Regions from separate parts of the Homo sapiens genome. Here all the other regions are linked to region 1. A link is a contact called in ENCODE Hi-C data. All regions are on one chromosome and are shown on one strand. The core of a region is the stretch at or near the end of the contact, and the rest is flanking DNA. Distances in the headings are between cores, read along the strand shown. Region 1 holds the start of ZNF839 (zinc finger protein 839). Region 2 holds the start of KLC1 (kinesin light chain 1). Region 3 holds the start of XRCC3 (X-ray repair cross complementing 3).

What was found. A loop is a pair of places that touch in the nucleus more often than their neighbours do. Pooled maps may share reads with other maps.
Region 2: a loop to region 1 is called in a map of tibial artery, with 12 times the contacts of the local background. The contact joins the promoter of KLC1 here to the promoter of ZNF839 in region 1. A Hi-C loop is called at or near these places in 1 of 168 maps with a recorded cell type or tissue (tibial artery), 1 of 37 single-sample maps with no recorded cell type and 9 of 50 pooled maps.
Region 3: a loop to region 1 is called in a pooled map, with 7 times the contacts of the local background. The contact joins the promoter of XRCC3 here to the promoter of ZNF839 in region 1. A Hi-C loop is called at or near these places in 5 of 50 pooled maps.

The regions. Positions count from the first base shown.
Region 1 is chr14:102,317,741-102,322,297 of GRCh38, reverse strand. ZNF839 (zinc finger protein 839) reads right to left here and starts at 2,552. Exons shown (of 8, transcript NM_018335.6): 1 at 2,245-2,552. The coding sequence starts at 2,532. RefSeq lists an enhancer at 1,933-2,042 and silencers at 2,143-2,332, 2,393-2,492.
Region 2 is chr14:103,626,967-103,631,958 of GRCh38, reverse strand. KLC1 (kinesin light chain 1) reads right to left here and starts at 2,748. Exons shown (of 17, transcript NM_001394837.1): 1 at 2,465-2,748. LOC105370688 (a long non-coding RNA gene) reads left to right here and starts at 2,816. Exons shown (of 3, transcript XR_944248.2): 1 at 2,816-2,927; 2 at 4,034-4,220; 3 at 4,419-4,457. RefSeq lists silencers at 2,001-2,180, 2,221-2,270, 2,361-2,480, 2,531-2,890, 2,981-3,180 and an enhancer at 3,621-3,710.
Region 3 is chr14:103,713,881-103,718,436 of GRCh38, reverse strand. XRCC3 (X-ray repair cross complementing 3) reads left to right here and starts at 2,986. Exons shown (of 10, transcript NM_005432.4): 1 at 2,986-3,013. It overlaps ZFYVE21 (zinc finger FYVE-type containing 21), which reads right to left and starts at 2,627. Exons shown (of 7, transcript NM_024071.4): 1 at 2,458-2,627. The coding sequence starts at 2,595. RefSeq lists enhancers at 1-263, 3,500-4,185 and silencers at 1,814-1,893, 1,954-2,023, 2,124-2,203, 2,394-2,963, 3,044-3,303.

The sequences.
Region 1 (4,557 bases), core at 1,303-3,802:
GGTGAGGCCCCAAGATCTGCCCTTTCAAAAGCTCCACTGATGATTCTGAAGGCAGACAAGCTTCCCTAAGGAATGCAGACAGGTGAGGCAGACAGGAAAAATGTCATCATGGTACAACAGGTGCAATCAAGAGGCAGGAACAGCCCAGAGGTGGTGGGCTGCCCAGAAGCTGTGATCTCTGAGGGGCATTTTGAAGGCTGGGAATTTTTGCCAGGTGAAAAAGGGCACACATCCATGTGTAAATGCACGGATGCATGAAAAGGGGCACAGCATGTTGGATGGAACTGGAAATTTCTGTGGGGTGGGGAAGAGGGAGGATGGGGAGAGACAGGGGCCTCGATCTGACCCAAGTGTGTCCATTGGTCTGTGCTGCTGATCCACACCACCCCCACAGCGAACACTGGGCCTTCTGCTGTGGTTGTTGAAATGCACCCCCAACCGCCCCAGAACCTGCCTCTCCCCTTCTGCATTTTCAACTCAGACGCACCCTTTCAAATCTAGTTCAGATACCACTTCTTCAACAAAGCTGCTTCTGATGTCCTCAGCCAGGAACAATCTCCCTTTCTCTAAATACATTCAGTTCTTTTTCACTATCTTTAGCTTTCTGGCCTTGACTAGAAGTTATCTGGGTCTTGTTTCATCTCCTGTTAGTTCATAAACTACTGAGGGGCAAAGTACGCATCCGGTTTGCCTTTGTGGCCTCCATGACACAGCTGGGGCTGAAAGAGTATTAAAAGAATGTGCTGCAAAGGTATATTATTGCAGGTAGAATTTATATCGTCTCCATTAGATTAGCTACAAAATACAATCCCATCATGCTGCCTAAGCTCGAATAAGTTTGCTTTTGCTTTACGAAAAATATGTCATTTTTGGATTCCAAACCCAAAAAGCTGTGGCCATATTCAGCAGGGTATGGTGAGGAGTACAGGGGCTAGGGAGAGCAGCCACACCTGAGGGACCTTGGGCAAAGCCACGCAACCTCCCTGAGCTTGTTTCCCACCTGCAAAATGCCGGTACAAAAACACTGCTGAAAACTGAGCGGCCCCGCACAGCGCCGGGCGCAGAGCAGAGGCTTTGCAGATAGCTGCCCCCAGATGGCACCTTGCAGCCTTCTGACCCAGACCAAAGTCCAAAAAGGTTGACTTACCCAAGGTCACACCTCTAGATAGTGATAGTGTGGCATCTGGACAGAATCACACTGGTCTTCCTAAACCTTAGCAAGACAACTCTCCAGTCTTGATGATTAACTGGATACAACCCTAAGCAGCTAACATCAGTCAAAAAAACTCAACGAGTGAAGGTTCCTGATTCTATTCCCTAACCCGTTTCTTCTAGTGGAAAAAGCTGTCTTCTTTTGGCAATTTTGGGGTGAGACTAATTTTGTTTACAACCCCAGCGCTGAAATGGGGTGGAATTTTACAGATGCCGTGTAGGCCCTCTGGCTTCAGGCGCTATGCTTCACCCTCCGGAGTTGGGCGACCGTCTTCTAGTTATCACCCCCCTAGCAACCAAAAGGTGTGTGGCCCAGGAAATAAACCCACTGGGAAAGGATGTTTTGTAGTATACAGAGTGCTTTCACATATTCCAAACATTGTGTATCAGGCACTGTGCTGGGTACTGCGGTTACAAATCAGTCACTATCACCCAGGATGTTAAGTCCTGCAGCGAACTAGTGTATTGTGCTTGACTTTGTTCCAAGCCTGGGCCTTGGCACCTTACAACTGAAAAGCTAAGTTGGTTCCTTTTAATTCATTTATGTTTCAGCTCCAGTGTCTGGCCTACGGGACCACCCACTCTAAAGCAGCCCCCGTCAATCCCAGAACCTGCCTTATGTTCGTTCTTCAGCAAGTGTGTTCAAGGCTTCACCTCCTGCACATAGTGGGGAGTGCTGGGAACACGGTCTCTAAGTGCTCCACAAAGGCTGAACCAGCGGTGAAAGGCCTGTAAGAAGAGCTAGGGAGCACGCAAAAGCCCCCAGCAGGGCTGTGAAGGCAGAGAAGGCACGAGGGCGTTCCAGGCACAGGGCCCAGCGTGAGCAACCGCTCCTAGAGTGAGGCTCCTGGGGTGAAAATGCCAGGGTGGTGACAGGTGGGGGCCGAACGCCGTCCCTAAGAAGCTCAGCCTGGGGACGCCCTGAGTCTTAACCCGGGCGGATACTGGCCTCCCCGGACAAGCAGCTACCCCGCCGCGGGGCGTCGGCCCCCTTCGGGCCTCAGTTTCCCCACGTCCCTCCCGACGCCTCACCTGGGGCGGGAGCAGGCGCGGCAGGCGCGGGGGCTCGGTGCCCCGGCCCCGCTGCAGGGCGGCCTGTTGGGCCGCGTCCCGCAGCCGCCGCGCCGCGTCCCGCAGCACGAAGGGGGGCGGCGGCGGCGGCGGCTGCGCCTTCGTCACCTGCTCCAGGACCTGCCGCAGCTGCTCGGGGCCCAGCGGGGCCACACGTGCGACGCTGCCGCTCTGGCCCGGAGGAGCCGGGCCGCCGCCGCCGCCGCCATCCTCGCTGCCGCCCCCAGCCTCCGGCTCCGCATCCGCCATGGCGGCCGAGGCGGGGACTCGAACCCGGGTCGCTGAGCGACGGCGTCTCCAATGTACGTCACCTAGGAGAGGGGCGGGCTACGAGTGCCTCGCAGGCCAAGACACCTAGGAAGGCGACCGTGTCTGGCCGGGAAAGTCGTGGAGTGCCCCGCCCCAGCCGACAACCGCCGCGGCTCTTAGGGCTGATCAGCAGAGCGGACCCCCCTTATTTTCCTTATTGCCTGTCACGGATGTGTTTAAGACTCACCTTCTCTGGGAGCTGTCCCGGATCTCCCAGGGGGAGGTCTTCGGGGTTTCAGAGCCCCTGGCCCAAAAGTTACCACAATATCCAAGTGTTCTGACGTCATCATGCATCCGAATCAGCGGAGGATGCTGTCTGGAGATGCAGAGTACTGTGCCCACCCCTAAACATTTGGATTTATACATCTGGGAGGGGACCACAGTTTGAATTGTTAACGAGAGTGTTTCCCAAATTTTTGCCTTGTCACCGTAGCTTCTCTCTACCCACCCACCCAGATTGGGTGCACCTTGAAGGGAGAGATGATATATTACACAATCGGTGCCCAGCACAGGCCCTGCCCAGAACACAACGCACGCTCAGGGCATGAATGATGGATGGATGAATATGAATAAACGAATGAGTGAACGAATGAATGAACCCACCCTCTCTCTATCCATCCAGCTCCACTGCCCCATCTTCCTCAGCCTGATCGCCTCTCCTTCTTACGGTTGAGGCTCTGTGCGCCCTCCGAATCTTGTAGCTGCAGGTGTGTACACATGTCCCAGCTCCTTTCCCCAGGGAGAGCAGGAGGTCCACTGGTCCACAAACCCTTCTTAAGCACCTGGTGGGTGAACCGCTGTTTCCGCCCTGGGGGGTATACAGTCTAGGTGCCGACCCCCAAGGAGGAAACTTCCCAAGGGGGAAGGAGGAAACTGGCATTTGCAGCACAGTATGATGAGCGCCGAAGCCGGTAAAGTAAGGCTGGCGGCCTGGGTGGCGTCAGAGAAGGTTCTGGAAGATCACCACCATCCTCATCAATACTCACATTGCATTCACGATGATCCCTTCCGTGTTATTTTTTAATGGTGAATTTTATATTATGGGTATCTTACCACAATTTTTTTTTTTTTTTGAGACAAGATCTCACTCTGTCACCCAGGCTGGAGTGCAGTGGCACAATCTCAGCTCACCGCAACCTCCATCGCCTGGGTTCATGCGGTTCTCCTGCCTCAGCCTCTTGAGTAGCTGGGATTACAGGCGTCCGCCACCATGCCTGGCTAATTTTTGTATTTTTAGTAGAGACGGGGTTTCATCATGTTGGTAAGGCTGGTCTTGAAACCCTGACCTTAGGTGATCCGCCCGCCTCGGCCTTCCCAAGTGCTGAGATTACAGGTGTGAGCCACCACACCCGACCAGATTTCAGGAATTCACATGCCTTCTGCTCAAAATAATTTTCATGCCACCGTGGCATATTCTAAACCCCTTCAAGCTCAGGAAACTTGAGGGCAGCAACCTCCACCGATTCCTCCATGCTGTGTCCCTGCATCTAACAACGTGCCTGGCACGACTATTAAAAGATGTGACATCCATCCTGTGTACAGATGTCTATTTTAAGTGTCAGCTGCCCCAGGCTCTCCTAACTTTGCTTATAATAGCAGCAGCGCCATCGGCTGGCATTTATTGAGAACTTTTACTACACCCTGGGCACATACCAAGGTCTGTAGATGTTGAGCTGCTTCTTATTTAGGTCAGAACTAGTAGCTGTTTCCACTGTAGAATTTTCAAAAACAGGTGGAGCCCTTGCCGGATCCTGACATAAAATGGCATCAACCTTATACAACCGGCTTTTGTTCAGCTGAGCACACCTGACCACCCTAGAAACGAACCGAGTGAGAAATTCATCCACTTGCTCTGGCTTCAAAATGTAGAACCAAGAGGAAGAAATGTGAAGCCTAAGATGTCTCCGAAAAGAAAAGAGGGGGGACAAAAAGCAAGAGAAGGTTTCCAGAGGCTTCCACAACCTG
Region 2 (4,992 bases), core at 1,499-3,998, 1.3 Mb before region 1:
AATACTCTCGTCTTGAGTATATTACTGATCATTTCTTTGCTACATAAAATACTGGTTTCAGCCCAGGTGCAATGGCTCACACCTGTAACCCTAGCACTTTGGGAGGCTGAGGCGGGTGGATCGCCTGAGGTCAGCAGTTTGAGACCAGCCTGGCCAACATGGTGAAGCCCCGTCTCTACTAAAAATACAAAAAATCAGCCTGGTGTGGTAGTGGGCACCTGTAATCCCAGCTACTAGGGAGGCTGAGGCAGGAGAATCACTGGAACCTGGGAGGCGGAGGTTGCAGTGAGCGGGGATCACACCACTGCACTCTAGCCTGAGCCACACAGTGAGACTCATCTCTAAATAAATAAAAATAAAATACTGGTTTCTAACATTCCACTTATCTACAAAGAATGTTTTCAGGTGATACTAATCATACATTTCACTCAACTTTTGATTTTTCTATCCTAGGTTTCTTTTTATACAAGTATGTTTTAAGATAATTTATGGCCCTATACAGAAAGTTACACATTGACTTTTTTCCAACATTGAGAAACATGCCTAAGAATGTATAAATTTTAAAAATGTATAAATTTGGGCCAGGTGCGGTGGCTCACGCCTGTAATCCCAGCACTTTGGGAGGCCGAGGTGGGCGGATCACGAGGTCAGGAGATCAAGACCAACCTGGCTAACATGTTGAAACCCCATCTCTACTAAAAATACAAAAAATTAACCGGGCGTGGTGGCGGGCGCCTGTGGTCCCAGCTACTCAGTAGGTTGAGGCAGGAGAATGGCGTGAACCCGGGAGGCGGAGCTTGCAGTGAGCCGAGATCGCGCCACTACACTCCAGCCCGGGCGACAGAGCGAGACTCCATCTCAAAAAAAAAAAAAATGTGTAAGTTTAAACGACTGCAGTTATTTGCTATGAAATACTGAAGATACTGTGTGCCTCTCCCCAGTGTCATTCCCTCCCCCCTTGCTGGAGATAAACGCTGTCCAGAGTCCTGTGCATGTCTGGATGCTTTTCTCTAAGACAATGCCAAGGCTGCAGTAGGGTTAGAGGTTACCACCTGGGTCCTCCACAGCACTCAGTGCCAGACAGGGCTGCCAGGCTCAACTGCAACATGATGCTGCATTCTTTGATGACTTGGAGAGACACTGGCTCTTTAGAGTGCCTACCCTCCCACACAGAATTCCATACAAGTTGAAATATACTTCATACTTAGTATCATTGTATTCCTACAAATATTTAGGAAACAGAGCAATAGGTCAAATTTCTCACCATAACAGGCTTGCTGACAATCCCTGAAAGAAGCAAGGCCATGTCTGTAATATAACTTCAGGAGGTTCTTCCAGTTTTCTAAAGTGTCTTTCACTAAACTAGTGCAATGTATTCCGAGCTGATTCTGATCAATGGCTTAGTCATGCCGTACCAAAAAAAAAGGCCTTGGGATTTAACTAATGCAAAGAATCAAAGCTCTAACTGCCCTTTTACAGAACACCTGAAATAGTATATCTCAAATTTTTTGTTCTCACATTTTTAAAAAACATCATTTTTGTAAGTATTCCTTTTCAAACGCTTAATATGTAAATTCTTAATTCATTTAAATAATAAAACAGTAACAGGCAGCAACAATTCTAATACAAATATACCTAGAAATGACCTACAAATGTTAAGTTATAAAACCATCCACTCCATCACGCATTAATTTCACTACTTTTACGCTTTATTTTAATTTTCTTAAGGAAAAGGGTACACCCAATTTTACATGGAAAAAGCATTCCAGGACGGAGGCTGCTTCAAGTTTAGTTGGAGCAACGCCAGCCTAGGTGAACAGGGTCGCCTGAAACGTTTCGCATCTGGTTACTGAAAATAAGGGGTCGCCAAGGAGGCAAAGCGGAGCCAGCTCTCGGGAGGGACCCGGCCCCCCGCCGCCCGCGAGAATGACAGGCGCGTCCGCTCAGGGCGGTGCCGGGAGAGGCGGGGGTGGAAGGAAGAGGAGGAATCGGACAAAGCCAGCCCCGCCGGGCCTCCGGCCTCCCCGCCCGCCGCGATCCCGGGGTCAGCCACCTCCCCTGTCGCGGGTTCCCGGGGTCCACAGCTGTCCCCGGGAACGGCCGCCGCCGCCCGCAGCAGGGCCAAGCCGGGGATGCGGGGCCAGGGCGGGGCCCTGGGCAGGGCCGGGGACCGGAACCTGCAGTGGGACGCGGATGGGGAGGACGCGCGGCGCCGGGAGCCGGGGCTGGCAAAAGGGCCGGGGACAAGAACCCGACCTGAACCTGGAAGGGGTCGCGGACCGGCCGGGGCGGTGAACTGGGGCGGGTACCGGGGTGGGAACGGAGAGGGGCCGGGACCCAAACCGGGAAGGAGGCCTGGATGGGGACAGAGTTACGGCCGGGGCGGGTCCGAAGAGGAGCGGGACAGGGACGGGGCGGAGGATGAGGAGGGGGCCGCGGTCCGGGGCGCACGCCGGGGACTCACCGCCTTGCTCCTGAGGGCCGCGCTCTCTCGCGCTGTCAGCACCTGGAGCGCCGCCGGGCGCGCGCGCGGAGCAGCGACTGTGCGCCGAGCCCGCCTCGGCTGTGTGAGGCACGGCGCAGCAGTCACCAGCTAGGGGCGCCGGAGCTACCGCCCCGCAGCATCCTCGGCCACCCACGCGCTGTCCCCTTGGCCGCCGAGCACAGCCCCGCGGCTCCTCGCACCAGCAGCCCAGCCGACCCAGCCAGTCCCGCTCGGCCGCCTGCGCCGCTCCCGCCGCCGAAAATGGCGTCTCAGTGTTGCTCCCCCCGGCGCCCCGCCTCGCCCCGCCCCACAATGCCGCGCGCCGGCATGACGTCATCGCCCCTCGCCCCGCCCGGGGCTGGGGAAACTGAGGCTGGGTGGCTCCCCGCAAGCGCTCGGCGAGCTGGGGACTGGAGGGGCGAGAAAGTTGTTTGGGTATCAGGTGGGCGGTCACAGGGAGGAGGGTGACGGTGCAGGACCCAGCGGGCCTCCCGGTTGTAACGCGGACGGGGGTGGGGCGCTCGGGGCAGGGCGCGGCTCGCGGGGTGGGCGGCCAGGCCCTGGCCTCTCCGACTCCGCAGCCGCGATGACCGAGCGCTTCGGCAGCTTCCCTTCCAGCCGGACTGTGGGCCCTACCAGAATGCGGCCGGGGACGGTGCAGGCCCGGCCGCAGCCGCCACCACTGGGCTCCCGCCCCACCCCACTCCCAGGCCCGCGAGCTTCATGCGCTCGTTTCGGTCCCCCCAAAACCCAGCTAGGAGGCCTTCGGGAGGCCCCGGAATCAGATGATCCCGGCCAGGCCTTTCTCCCTCCTCCAGGAAAACCGACAGCCTTTGGTCGAGACCCTGACCTCTAACCCTGCGCCCTCCCCTTCTCATTATTCCCTCTCCTCGGGGCTTTTGGACCCTCGTATCTGTACGAGGAAACTTTCCAGGCGCTCCCCCTCGACACAAACTGCGCCTCAGACGGGCAAAGGGGAAGGGCCGGGGTGTAGACTGTGAGGGTGGGAGACAACCCCCCTCTGTCCCCACGCAGCCACCGGCGCATCTCCCTGGCTGCAGGGCCTCGACCTCCAGCCCGGCCTGAAGGGCAGCGGAGCGCGCCTGGGTCAAGTCCTGCGGCTTCGCCGGCTCCGCAGGCCTGACTCAGCAGCCAGCCGGGAGGGCATGCTGATTCAATGGGCGAGGCTCCGCTCGCTGCTGCCAGCGGCTTGGGAAAAACCCTCCCAGTGCCTGCAGACGTCCCAAGTGCGGGGCCCGGAGGCATCATTTAACCTGGAGGGGTTCCTGGGCCAGTCCCCCAGCCCCATCTTGTGAACTGCTGTTCCTTTCCGATGTTATCACCCAGCACCAGCAGCCCTTTGTGAACCCTGCAGTTAGGCCCCGCAGTCACCAGAGAAGCAAGTGCTCCTCGGTTTTTCCAGGGAGGTCTGGTTACTTTTATCTCATTTATAAAGACAAAGGGGGAGCTCCTAGGTAACACGGTAGGGTTGGCCCGGGGAGAGGCACTGAGTCAGGGTCAAACAAACTTTCTCCATACCACTTTCAGGTTAGTGATTTCAGCCAGACTGCAGCTTGGATGTCACTAAGTTCAGCCACTGGGCTGGGCACCGCCAAGCATCGACTGCTCATTCTTTCTGTGCCGCTGCGCCCAGTAACTGTCCCCTCTGCTCACCCACAACCCTAGCCAGAAACCTGGGATGCCTGCACCGCTCCCTTACGCCCTACTACAACAGGTGGAAAAGATTCTACTTCCTCAATATTTCTTTGAGTTAGGGTATCTTTGTCACCCTGACTGGAGGGCAGTGGCAATCAGCTCACCGTAACCTCGAACTCCTGGGCTCAAGAGATCCTCTTGCCTCAGCCTCCCAAGTAGCTAGGGACTACAGGTGTGCACCACCACTCCCAGCTAATGTTTTTTAAATTTTTTGCAGAGAGGAGATCTTGCTATGTTGCCCAGACTGATCTCGAACTCCTGGCCACAAGTGATCCTCCCAGCTGGCCTCCCAAAGTGCTGAGATTACAGGTGTGAGCCACCATGCCCGGCCTCTCAGTATTTCTTGAATCCATCTCCACTGCCACCACTTTGTTCTGGCTTTATTACCTTGTTCTTTTATTTCCTCAATAAATATTTGTTGCTCTCCCATGATCCTCATAACAGCCAAGGATGCATAGGTGAACAAGATAGATAAGATCTCTGCTTTCTAAGAGTTTACATTCCAGTGAGGAGAAGTAGGCCATAAACACATAAGGAAATACCGGATCTTGCCGAGATGATGGAACAGGCAGAGATGGAACAAAGATGATGGAACAGGCAGAGTCTAGGTGGTCAGGGGTGAACTCAGAGGCAGGCGGGTGACCTGAGACCCAAATGAGAGGAGGGAGGCAGGCGTTCAAAGCCCCAGGAGAGGCCGGCGAGGTGGCTCACGCCTGTAATCCCAACACTTCAGGAGGCCGAGGCAGGTGGATTGCCTTCAGGAGTTCAAGACCAACCTGGGCAACACAGTG
Region 3 (4,556 bases), core at 1,737-4,236, 1.4 Mb before region 1:
TGCAGGCCACCTCTCGGAGAAAGGTGCATGTGTGCACATGCTCCCCAGGGGGTTTTGCAGCATTTTAAAGGGATAACCCTCATGGGCCCAAACTGATAAACCAGCCCGGTCAGGCAGCTGGTATTCGGGAGACGGGCACTGGGCTGGATTCAGACTCCCCTGGCTAAGAACAGAGCTGGAATGAAAATGGACCAACACGTTTACAGATATGACGATGATGCCGATCGGCACACGGCCACCAAGCCAAGGACAATGTTACCCACCTGCCAAGTTCTACCAAATTCTCCTCTCCCCATTCCAAACCACCTCAAATAAACCTATTTCCCACAACTGGTTATCTGCACATTTGAGTCACCTCCCGACAATCACCTTAGCGGCCCCAAGCACGCAGCCAGCACAGTGTAGCTCAGTGTCCCCTTCAGCATCACCACATGCCAGGCGACTGTTACCGTACATGTCCCCTCGAGCTATTGCACCTAAAGCTGGACTTTATTCCAAATCTTCCAGCCCTTACTGCCCCGTTCTAAGTTCCTCCAGAACACTGTCTTTGGTCGTTTCTGGCCTGTAAGACCATGCTCCAATACAATTCACAACGCAAAACTCAGAGACAAAGTCCATCTTATTAGAATGGTTTCTCTGTCCCCCAAGCCCACCCAATGCTAGGACCTCCCTCAGCTGCTCAGATCCCAGTTAATCATCCAAACATGGTGGGGGGCTCTGGAGGGGTATCCTGCCACCACGCCAGCGTGGGAATGAATCTTCTCTTCCACGAGGGGTGCCACCTTGACTCAAGTGTTTCAACTCCACTCAGTCGGAAGTCACCGCGGGACTGCCACACAGTGCCTCAGCAGAGGCCACAAAGAAAGGCAGGGAAAAATGCTAAACAATTCAGCTGATACCAGAAGGGCTCTGGAAGAGAGAATGAAGGAGGGGAACACAGTGGTTCACTATAAAACAGAACCGTAAGATCAGTGCATGTGTACAGCAGGGAGAAAGAAATTGTGCTTTGGTGGAAACCTCTGCCTCATCTTGGCCACACTTTCTCACGTGCTCCTTACGGTTCATACAGACGTAGAGTATTTCTGTGCTATTAAGAGTTCGTTACACCATAAATACAATTTTCACGTGTCAACTTAAAAGTAAATTTTAAAAAAGATGAAGGAGGATGATTGGCGGAAAGTGTCTAAAAAGACTCCTCATGGTGGCGATACTGGGGAGAGGTGGGCAGCACTGGTCTCAACTCTCCAGGACACGCTCAGTGACCGGTGATGGCTCCGTACACTGTAGATGCCAGAGACACTTCCCCAGAGTCACTCGAATTCCGTCCTGTCCCCGAGGCTCTGTGGCCGCTCACCCCCCACCAGGCCTCCAACCAAGCTTCAATGAACCCAGTCAATTAGTGCTACTTTGACTTCTTGAACCTAGTTCCAACGTCTGCTTAGTTCTATCACTGAGGGAATTAAACGAATCTGTAACACGTGTTAAGTATGAAAGTCATATTACAAAAATTCTTTTTCTCCCCCAATTTTTTTTTTATCGTGGTAAAATCCACAGAACAGAAACTGGACACACCTGTTAGCGCACAGCCAGTGGGATTAAATGCACTCGGGGCCTTCCCAGTTGGCCAAGGGGCTGGTGTGAGGCAAAGGCACCTCCGATCAGGTCACAGGGAACCCCACGGGAGGCCCAGCGGATGGCCTGGCTCAGGGACCCCACGCCCACGCCCCAATGTCTGCAGGAGTGGCCTGGGCAACTCCTGCCGTGTCTGGGCCCATGGGAAACGGGTGCAAATCTGCGGTCTCCTTCAAACTGTCCAGTGGGCGACTGCGACCTCGCTTCCGAGGTGGAGGGTGGTATAGACGAAGGGAAACGGGGGGCAGCCTGGCCCGCAGACTGGGTCCTGGCCCTCCTTCCGAGCAGGAGGTGGCTTCGGAACCGGCCACCCGCCCGCGGCACCGACGCCTCCCCCGGTTCCCGGGAGGGACCCCTGCGGGGCCGCCAGCTCCAGCGCTTCCGCGGACAGCACGCGCCCTCCCCACCGAGCCTGCGAGGAAGGCGCTCCGCCTTCCACTTTCTCGGGAGCGAGCCCCAGCTCTCGGGACGCAGTCCACACGCGCTAGCCCAGCACGAACCGGCCTCGGGCAGGGCCGCACCCACCCCCGGGACCAGCCCGCGCCCCGCACCCCGCCTCCCGGCGCCCGCCCTGGACAGGTGCCTCCTGCCCTCCCGGGACCCCCGCACCGGGACACCGCGCGCCTCCCGCCCTCCCCGCGGGCGTAGGAGCCTGAGGCGGCGGCCCGGGGACGCGGCCAACCTGGGAGAGAGCGGGGGCGGGGGCCGGCTGGGGAAGGGGCCGCCCGGAGGCGGAGGGGTCGTCGCGGGAGCCTGGAAGCCCGCGGGGCCGGGCCGGGGCGGCGGGGCGGGTCGGAGGCGCTGGCCGGGGCGACGGCCACCCACCTCCTTGTCCGGGACCCACTGCGGCTCCTCCAGGCCGAACGGGCTTCCGAAGGCGCGGTGTTCGGGCACCATGCGCAGGCCGCTCGGGGAGCGCACCAGCTTCTTGGCGTCGCGGCGCGCGGACACCTCGGAGGACATGACGCCGCCTCAGCCTCTCGGCCAGCGGCCCCGCACCCGGCCCCTCGCCCAGCCCGGGGCACCGCCCGCCCCGCCCCGGTCCGCGCGCGGCTGACAGCGCCGGCGTCCAATCGCCAAGCCCGCCACGGAGCGCGGACTAATCGGAGCTTGAACTCCGCCCCATCGCTGCCCTCTCCAATCCGTGTAAGGGCACCGCCCCTGCAACCCTGAGGTCGATCACCAATCGGCGGCGAGGGCTGGCCCGGGTACGCTCCGCCCCTCTCAGGGAGATTGAGACTTTGGATTGGTTAGTTAGTCAGTCACGTTAGCGCCGCTTCGTCTCTGATTGGTGTAGCCCACTCAGGGTGCTAGGCGCCTATTGGAGGAGAAGGCCGAGAGGAGCAGGACGGCGGGAAGAGGAGTGCGGAACCCGCGGGAGGTGAGGCCCGCCGAGCCGGGCTGCGAGCCGGGCTGCGAGCCGGGCGGCAGCGGGGTCGGAGGTCGTGGGCGGCAGCGGGCGTGAGGGGTGAGGCAGGGTCAAGGGGCGGGGGCGGCCGCGGGTCTCCATTGCCCGAGCCTGTGGGAGCAGGCGGGCCTGGGGCTGCAGCACTCACCCCGGGAGCCCCGCCGCAGCTCGGGTAGCGTTCAGGCACCTCGCCGGGGCCGGGCCGCGTGCGTTCGGAGCGGGGAAGGCGGTCTCCGGGGCCCCCGGTGCGCGCGGGGAGGCGTCCGCTCAGGGGAGGCCGAGGTGGGCCCGCGGCTGCGCCCCCGGCCTTCGATGCCTTCGCTCGTCCGCCTGGGACCGCGCTGGCTTCGCATCGAAGTGGGAGAGGTCTGAACAGTTATTTTAATACTTTGATTTGGAAAGAAAATCCTTTAGGCCGGGCGCGGTGGCTCACGCCTGTAATCCGAGCACTTTGGGAGGCCGAGGCGGGCGGATCACGAGGTCAGGAGTTCAAGACCAGCCTGGCCAACATGGTGAAACCCCGTCTCTACTAAAAATACAAAAATTAGCTGGGTGTGGTGGCACGTGCCTGTAATCCCAGCTGCTTGGGAGGCTGAGGCAGGAGAATTGTTTGAACCAGGACCCGGGAGGCGGAGGTTGCAGTGAGCCGAGATCACATTACTGCACTCCAGCCTGGGCTACAGAAAAAGACTCCATCTCAGAAAGCACACAAAAAAAAGAAGAAAATGTTTGTTCATCCTGCCTTTAATTCCTTATTACAAGGCGTGAATTTTTATTGTTTTTTTTGAGACAGTCTGGCTCTGTCATCCGGGGTGGAGTGCAGTGGCGTCTTCACAGCTAGGCACAACCTCGACCTCCCAGGCTCTCAAGTAGCTGGGACCGCAAGCGCCACTACACTGGCCAGCTATTTTTCTTTTTTTTTTTTTTTTTCGGTAGAGAGTAGGTCTTGCTGTGTTGCCCAGGCTGGTCTTGAACTCCTGGGCTCAGGCGACCTTGGCCGCCTTGGCCTCCCACGGTGCTGGGATGACAGGCATCAGCAGTGTTGAAGCCTGTGAGGTGGGGTCCCTGTGGCTGACTCTGCCCTCTCCTGGGGCCATTGGCAGTGCAGGGGTCCTTGTGTGTGGAGGAAATAAGGAGATGATCAAAGTATGATTCCACGAATCACACGGTTTATTGTCAAAGAAGATTTGTTCTCGGGTTCACAGTGCTCAGAGGGGAGGAGAGGGGAGGAGGTGAAGACACCTGGCAGGGAAGCAGGGCCTCCATGGATGGGGTGCATTCACGGCAGGGAGGTGAGTGGCAGAACGGCCAGGGTCCGGTTGCTCTGCTGGGATGGAGCGGGCCCCTGGAGAGTGAGATCTGGTGAGAGTTCGAGGTTTGCCTTGGTAGCAGTGGAGAGCGTGAGAGCGGGAGCTCTCTGAGAAGCTGGGACCGAGGTCCAGCTCCCAGGCCAGCAGCGTATAGCTTGCCTCAAAGCATCTGCACAACCTTCAAGCTGATGTCTGTTTTTGCAGTC